Regions from separate parts of the Homo sapiens genome. Here region 2 is linked to region 1. A link is a loop called in an ENCODE intact Hi-C map of the cell type or tissue named here. Cell type or tissue: GM12878. All regions are shown on one strand. Each heading gives the region's core, and the rest is flanking DNA. Links, peaks and the distances in the headings are about the cores only.

Region 1 (2,920 bases), core at 326-2,825:
TGAACTCCGTACTGTTTTTGCAACTGTTCTGTAAGTTTGAAACTACTTCAAAATAATTTTATTTAAAGTTACATTCTCTTTAATTACCTTCTCTTCCATGCAACCAGGTTCACTAGGCAGCAGCCATACCTCAGTCAATAAGAGAGGACAATCTCTGCCCTTGTTGAGTTTATATCCTAGCAGGCAAGGGCAAATATTAATCAACACAATAAATATGAAAATTGTCTGCTGTGTTCGGAGGTGCTAAGTCCTATGGGGAAAAAAAGTAGAGCAGCATGGAGGGGTGGGGAGCAGAAGTCCCAGATTTGGAGTGGGGAACAGGTACCAACTTGCAGGCTGATATGTAAATAGCATGGTCAAGGTGGGGCCTGGGGGAGAAGGTGAGACATGAGCAGGCTTGAAGAAGAGGAGACTGTGAACTGAGCATATGTCTGTAGGAAGAGTGTGCCAGGGGAGGGCAAAGGACTAAAATAGGAGCACATCCTAGGAACAACAAGGAGGCCAGTGTGGCTGGAGCAGTGTGGTCAGCTATTGGAGTACCTGGGAGAGTAATGGGAGATAAGGTCAGAGAGGCAATACAGGGTGAGTCTTGTAGGGCCTGGTAGGCTATTTTGAGGACTTGAGTTTTTTTCTCAAGAGTAATGGGGTACCAAGGCAAGGATTTGAGTGGAAGTGTGACATTATCCAATGCACATCTTAAGAGGATTATTTTCACTACTGTGCTGAGAATATACTAAGGGGCACAGGATTGAAGCAGAGAGAAGCAAGGGTTGAAGCAGGTAGTAGGTGATCACAATATTCCAGGAAGAAATGCTGGAAGTTTGGATCAGAAGGATAGCTGCAGGTGGGGAAAAGCGATTGGATTCTGGATACGTTAAAAGTAGAGCCAGCTGGCCACAATGGCTCACGTCTGTAATCCCAGCACTTTGGGAGGCTGAGGTGAGTGGATCACCTGAGGTCAGGAGTTCAAGACCAGCCTGGCCAACGTGGTGAAACCCCATCTCTACTAAATATAAAAAAATTAGCTGGGAGTGGTGGCACGTGCCTGTAATCCCAGCTACTTGGGAGGCTGAGTCATGAGAATTGCTTTAACCCGGGAGATGGAGGTTGCAGTGAGCCGAGATTGTGCCACTGCACTCCAACCTGGGCAACAAGAGCAAGACTCTGTCTCAAGAAAAAAAATAAAAAAGTAGAGCCAACATAAGTCTTTTAAGCTTTTTGACCTAAAATCCATCTCCAAGGCCCTTTCTAGCCCTAAAATTCTTTGACTGCTCTAGAATATCATCATCATCTCCTCAAACCCCTCTGCCCAAGTGTGAAGAGAGAGGCAGACATTGTGCTACTTTTACACTTACAGATCGAAATTCTCTCAAGTGGCCTGAGGTTTCTGGGATGACGTTTGCTCGGTCTTATTTCATGCCTGAGTATAAATACAGCACACAAGAAAAGGTTGTCTTTCCCTCAATCAGAGGAACTGCCAAGCACAGATCCAACCCACAGGGACTATGGAGAGGCCGGAAATGTCAAAAAGAGAAGTATGAGCATGAAATTGTACTCCCTAATGAAACACCTGGCCCCTGAGAACAAAGTCCATCCTGTCACTGTTCTTGATTGACAGGTGTATGGTCTGTCACTTAGGCAACACCTCTTATCTGCCACTTGGTCTCCCCAGCCCAGTGATTCCCCTTCAACCTCCCCTCCACATTGTCACTAGACACACGATTCCTAAGAGCAGTGGAGTGGTCTCTGCACTGGCATTCTCAAAAGCCCTGCCCTTGCCCACGAGTACCTATGCTGTATCACACCTTTATGAAGGACCCTCTTCTTTAGAAAACCACCTCTTGCTCCCCTAGATCCCCCAGTCACTGGCAGAGGCCATCCAGGTGGGAAGAAGGGTGAATTCACTTTGGAGGAACTGCAATCTCTTGACCTCAATTCCACCTTGGCAGTTTCTGTGTGATACAGCCTTCTTCACTTCCTGCCCTAATTGCTGTGCAGTGTTACCATGGGCTGTTAAACAGCTGCCACCTTCTACCCCAGACCTAAATGCCATCCAAGGGCAGGTAAAAATATTTCTCTTTTCACAGAGATTGTTGGAGGAGTCTTCTAGAAGAAGCATGCTAGGAATTGTGCAGCATCCCAGGGGCCCGTCCAGTGCTCCTGGCCTGTCTGGCTCCCTTGCCTTGTTCTTTGGGGTTGGTCACCCTGCCAGCTCTCCTTCCCACAACCACCCCTTCTGTGCTTCCTTCTTAAAGTGTATGGGTGGGGCTGAGAGTTTTGTTCTGGAATCATGGAGGAATAGAAAACATTTCAGCTGACGGGGCCTCAGCACTCATTCCTTCGTTTAATAATCAGTGGAACCTGTTTCTTTCACCTTCCAGGTAAACCTGATCTGGAGTTGTATATAAAGTATACACAAGCAAAGCACCTTTGGTGGAAGACGGGTCAGGAGTCCTACTTTAATTGTCCTCCAACCACTCTCAGAGATTTGGAGGCCAAGATACCAACCCCATAAACTCCTAATTTTTTCAAACCTTTTCATTTTGCACCTGATGATCCTCGAGGTAGAAAGTCTTATCCCAACTCAGTCAGTCAAAAAAGGGCCTGGATTAGGACTCCAGTTTCCTGACATTCAGCTCAGTTGCTTTAAAGAGCTCAGGCAATTACTTCCTGTTGACCAGGTCTGACAAAAGAAAAAACAAAATAAAATAAATAAGTAACGTGATCAGGCGTAAGACTATCAGGTGCAAAGATCTCAGGGCTTGGCTGTAGAGCACTGGGACTGCTGGTGGCCATGGTACCAGAATTGCTCCTCCCAGCTCACCACAGCCAATGGCATTCCCCTCCTCTGGTCCACTTTCAGTGAGGTCATGTTGGCAGCTTGACATTGGCTGTGGTGGGAAATTAGCAAATACCACAA
Region 2 (2,920 bases), core at 288-2,787, 59 kb after region 1:
GCAGATTAAGAAGTAAATTAACAATAAGTATTAACAAATAATTTCTAGTTTGAATATTTGTCTTCTTTTATATTTATTTATTTATTTATTTGAGACAGAGTTTCACTCTTGTCACCCAGGCTGGAGTGCAGTGGCACTATCTTGGCTCACTGCAACCTCCATCTCCTGGGTTCAAGCAATTCTCCTGCCTCAGCCTCCTGAGTAGCCGGGATTACAGGTGTGCGACACCACACTTGGCTAATTTTTGTATTTTTAGTAGAGATAGGATTTCACCATGTTGGCCAGGCTGGTCTTGAACTCCTGACCTAAGGCGATTCACCCGCCTAGGTCCCCAAAGTTTTGGGATTACAGGCATGAGCCATTGCACCCGGCCTGAATACTTGTTTAGTGTACAAAATTAGAAAGCAAGTAAATGAAAATGAAAATAAAACCTCTCCATTATCCCATCAATCAGAGATGTCCACTATAAAGATTTTGGTAAGTTTTCTTCCAGTGTCTCTGTATATATATACATATATATATACACATATATATATATGTATATATATACACATATATACATATATATATACACATATATACACACACATACACATACATTTTATATATAGATATACACATATATCTATGTGTATCTATTTTATATATAAAAATATTTTTCTTTTTTTTTAAATCAAAAAAAGAGAATTTGTTGTCTTATGTAAGTAAACAGACCAGGTAAGACTTGATCCAGGATTCAAACCATGTCACAAGGAGCCGAATTTTTTTGTTCTCCAGTTTGAGACTCCTCTTTCCCAGAGACAGTCCAAATTTTACTCTGATTGGTTCTTCTTATACCATAAGTATATATAAAAATATTTTTCATTGAGATTTCAAAAGATTTTTTAGGACTTACTCTCACTATATACCTTTGGCCTCATATCAATTGTATAAGATCTAATTCCTATAATAAATCCATTATTCTGTATTATTTTTGGTTCTGCTTTCCTGATTGAACCCTGCTGGTACAAAGAGTGGTTGAAACTCCTAAGCCTTGTCACATCTGGGTTTTGGTATTGGGTTCTCCACCTAGACATTTTCCAAGAAAGGATTTTGAAGCACTGAACAGTGTGTTCCAAAACAGCTACAGGGTTTAAAAGAATCAGCCGTTTTCTATTACATTTAACATTTATTGAACATATACTGTACATGTCAGACCTGTGCTAAATGATTTATTAGTACATGTATTATATTACTTAATCCTAACTCCCTGCGGGTAAGTATATCATTCCTAGTTACGAATAAAGAAACTGGGGTTCAGGGATGAGCCAAAGTTGCACAGCTAATAAGTGGCAAGGTCATGATTCAAACCTAGGCAGTTTGTTTATGAAGTCCACACTCTGTCTTCAAGGTAAGTCATTCACTGACGTACCAGGCTGGAGAGGCCTAATCTATTGGTGGGATGGCAGGGTATTTGTTAGTTGCTTGCACTGTGAGAGTGCATGAGCTTGTGAAATGAGTCCTGGTGAGGAAGGTAGCAGGTGTGCTGGAATAAGCACTAGACATGAAATCAAACAGACATGGGATTTTCCCATCACTTTCTTGTCTCAGCATCAATGCTTTCATCTGTAATAGAGAGATAATCATATCAGTCTTACAGGTGCAGATTGTGGTGAGGATAGAGAATAACATGTAAAAGCACCTGGCATGTTTCCAGGCATATAGTAAATGCTAGTGGAGTTTAATTGATTCTGAATCTGAGCAGAAAATTTTAAGTTGAGACCTGGTTTTTTAATCTCGGATGGAGCACACTTGATATGTGATTTTGAATAAGATATAGGGCCTTTCTAGGCTCAAGTTCCTCATCTTCTTAGGAGGTGATTAAACTAGATGATGGCTACCATCCTGCCTAGGATTCTAGGCTTTTAGTTGGTATTAAGAGGAAGGAATGTGGCAGATGGTATTTTCCCTTCTCACATCAGCCTGAAATGAGGCCAAATTCTCGAGTACAGTGTGTTTCTCCCTTGGCCCCTCTGCCCTGTAGATATTCTTGACTAGATCCAAGCCCCTGGAACTTTCTGAAAGGTTTGAGGTCTGATGAAAATCACAACCGTTTCTTAGAAGGAAGGGGTGAGGCCTGTATCTTTGACTGCCTGGATGCTGTTGCTTTTATTAGCTCTTCTAGGAAAGGAAGGTCACAGCTTTATAGGTTTCCCAATGCAGATAGAAAATAAGTCCTTTGACTTGCTCCAAAGAATTCAGTTCGGAAATCACAAATACAGATGATTTATTGGGTCCCTTATACTCTATTATTTTGTGATTCAGCTGTAAATTAACACATTAATTGAATGTAACTGAAGAGCTCTTGGACACTAAGCACTATACAGCATAGAGAAGGGGCATGATTCTCCCTCTAAAGATACCTCTCTCTAATCTGCCTCCTTTAAGGAAATATAAACCAACAGTTGAAGAGGAGGTGCAAATTTTGGTCAGATTTTCCAGAAAGGATGCTGAAGATTTTCTCCTATCTCCCTGGCTATTTCTCATTCTCCTGTGCTAGTGCCTTCTCCTCTCCCAAACTTCTGAACAAGGAGTGGCCCAGGGCTTAGCCATTGAACCTCTTCTTGTTCTGTGCTCACTTCCTTGGAGATTTTATTCAGTTTCACAGGTTTAATAAAATCTTAGACCCTGAGAACTCCTAAATTTCTATCTCCAGCTAGATTTCTCTCCAGAACTCTAGATTCAGAAATCCATCTGCCTGCTGAGTTATCTGCCTTTGAATGTCTATTAGTCCTCTCTAACTGAACATACACAAATGGGAGTTCCTGATATGCTTCTAACTCCTTCAAACCTGCTCAACCTAAAGTCTTTCCTATGTTAGTAAATAACAAGCCCATTTGTTACAGTTGCTCAGGTGCAAGTACTTGGAGCCATCTTTGAC

Evidence for each region. Peaks named below come from ENCODE experiments on the same cell type or tissue, not always from the same donor. Only the 100,000 strongest peaks of a DNase experiment are listed, where the experiment ranks them.
Region 2: a loop joins it to region 1, with 2.6 times the contacts of the local background. A loop is called at or near these places in 4 of 110 quality-filtered maps.

The regions. Positions count from the first base shown.
Region 1 is chr3:187,827,832-187,830,751 of GRCh38, reverse strand. No RefSeq gene overlaps it. Among named protein-coding and RNA genes, the nearest start is that of BCL6, 84 kb to the right of the region's middle. In GM12878, for the core only: no CTCF peak of the experiment used is centred there; a DNase peak (open chromatin) is centred at 1,531.
Region 2 is chr3:187,769,063-187,771,982 of GRCh38, reverse strand. No RefSeq gene overlaps it. Among named protein-coding and RNA genes, the nearest start is that of BCL6, 25 kb to the right of the region's middle. In GM12878, for the core only: no CTCF peak of the experiment used is centred there; a DNase peak (open chromatin) is centred at 1,562; H3K27ac peaks cover 1,083 bases.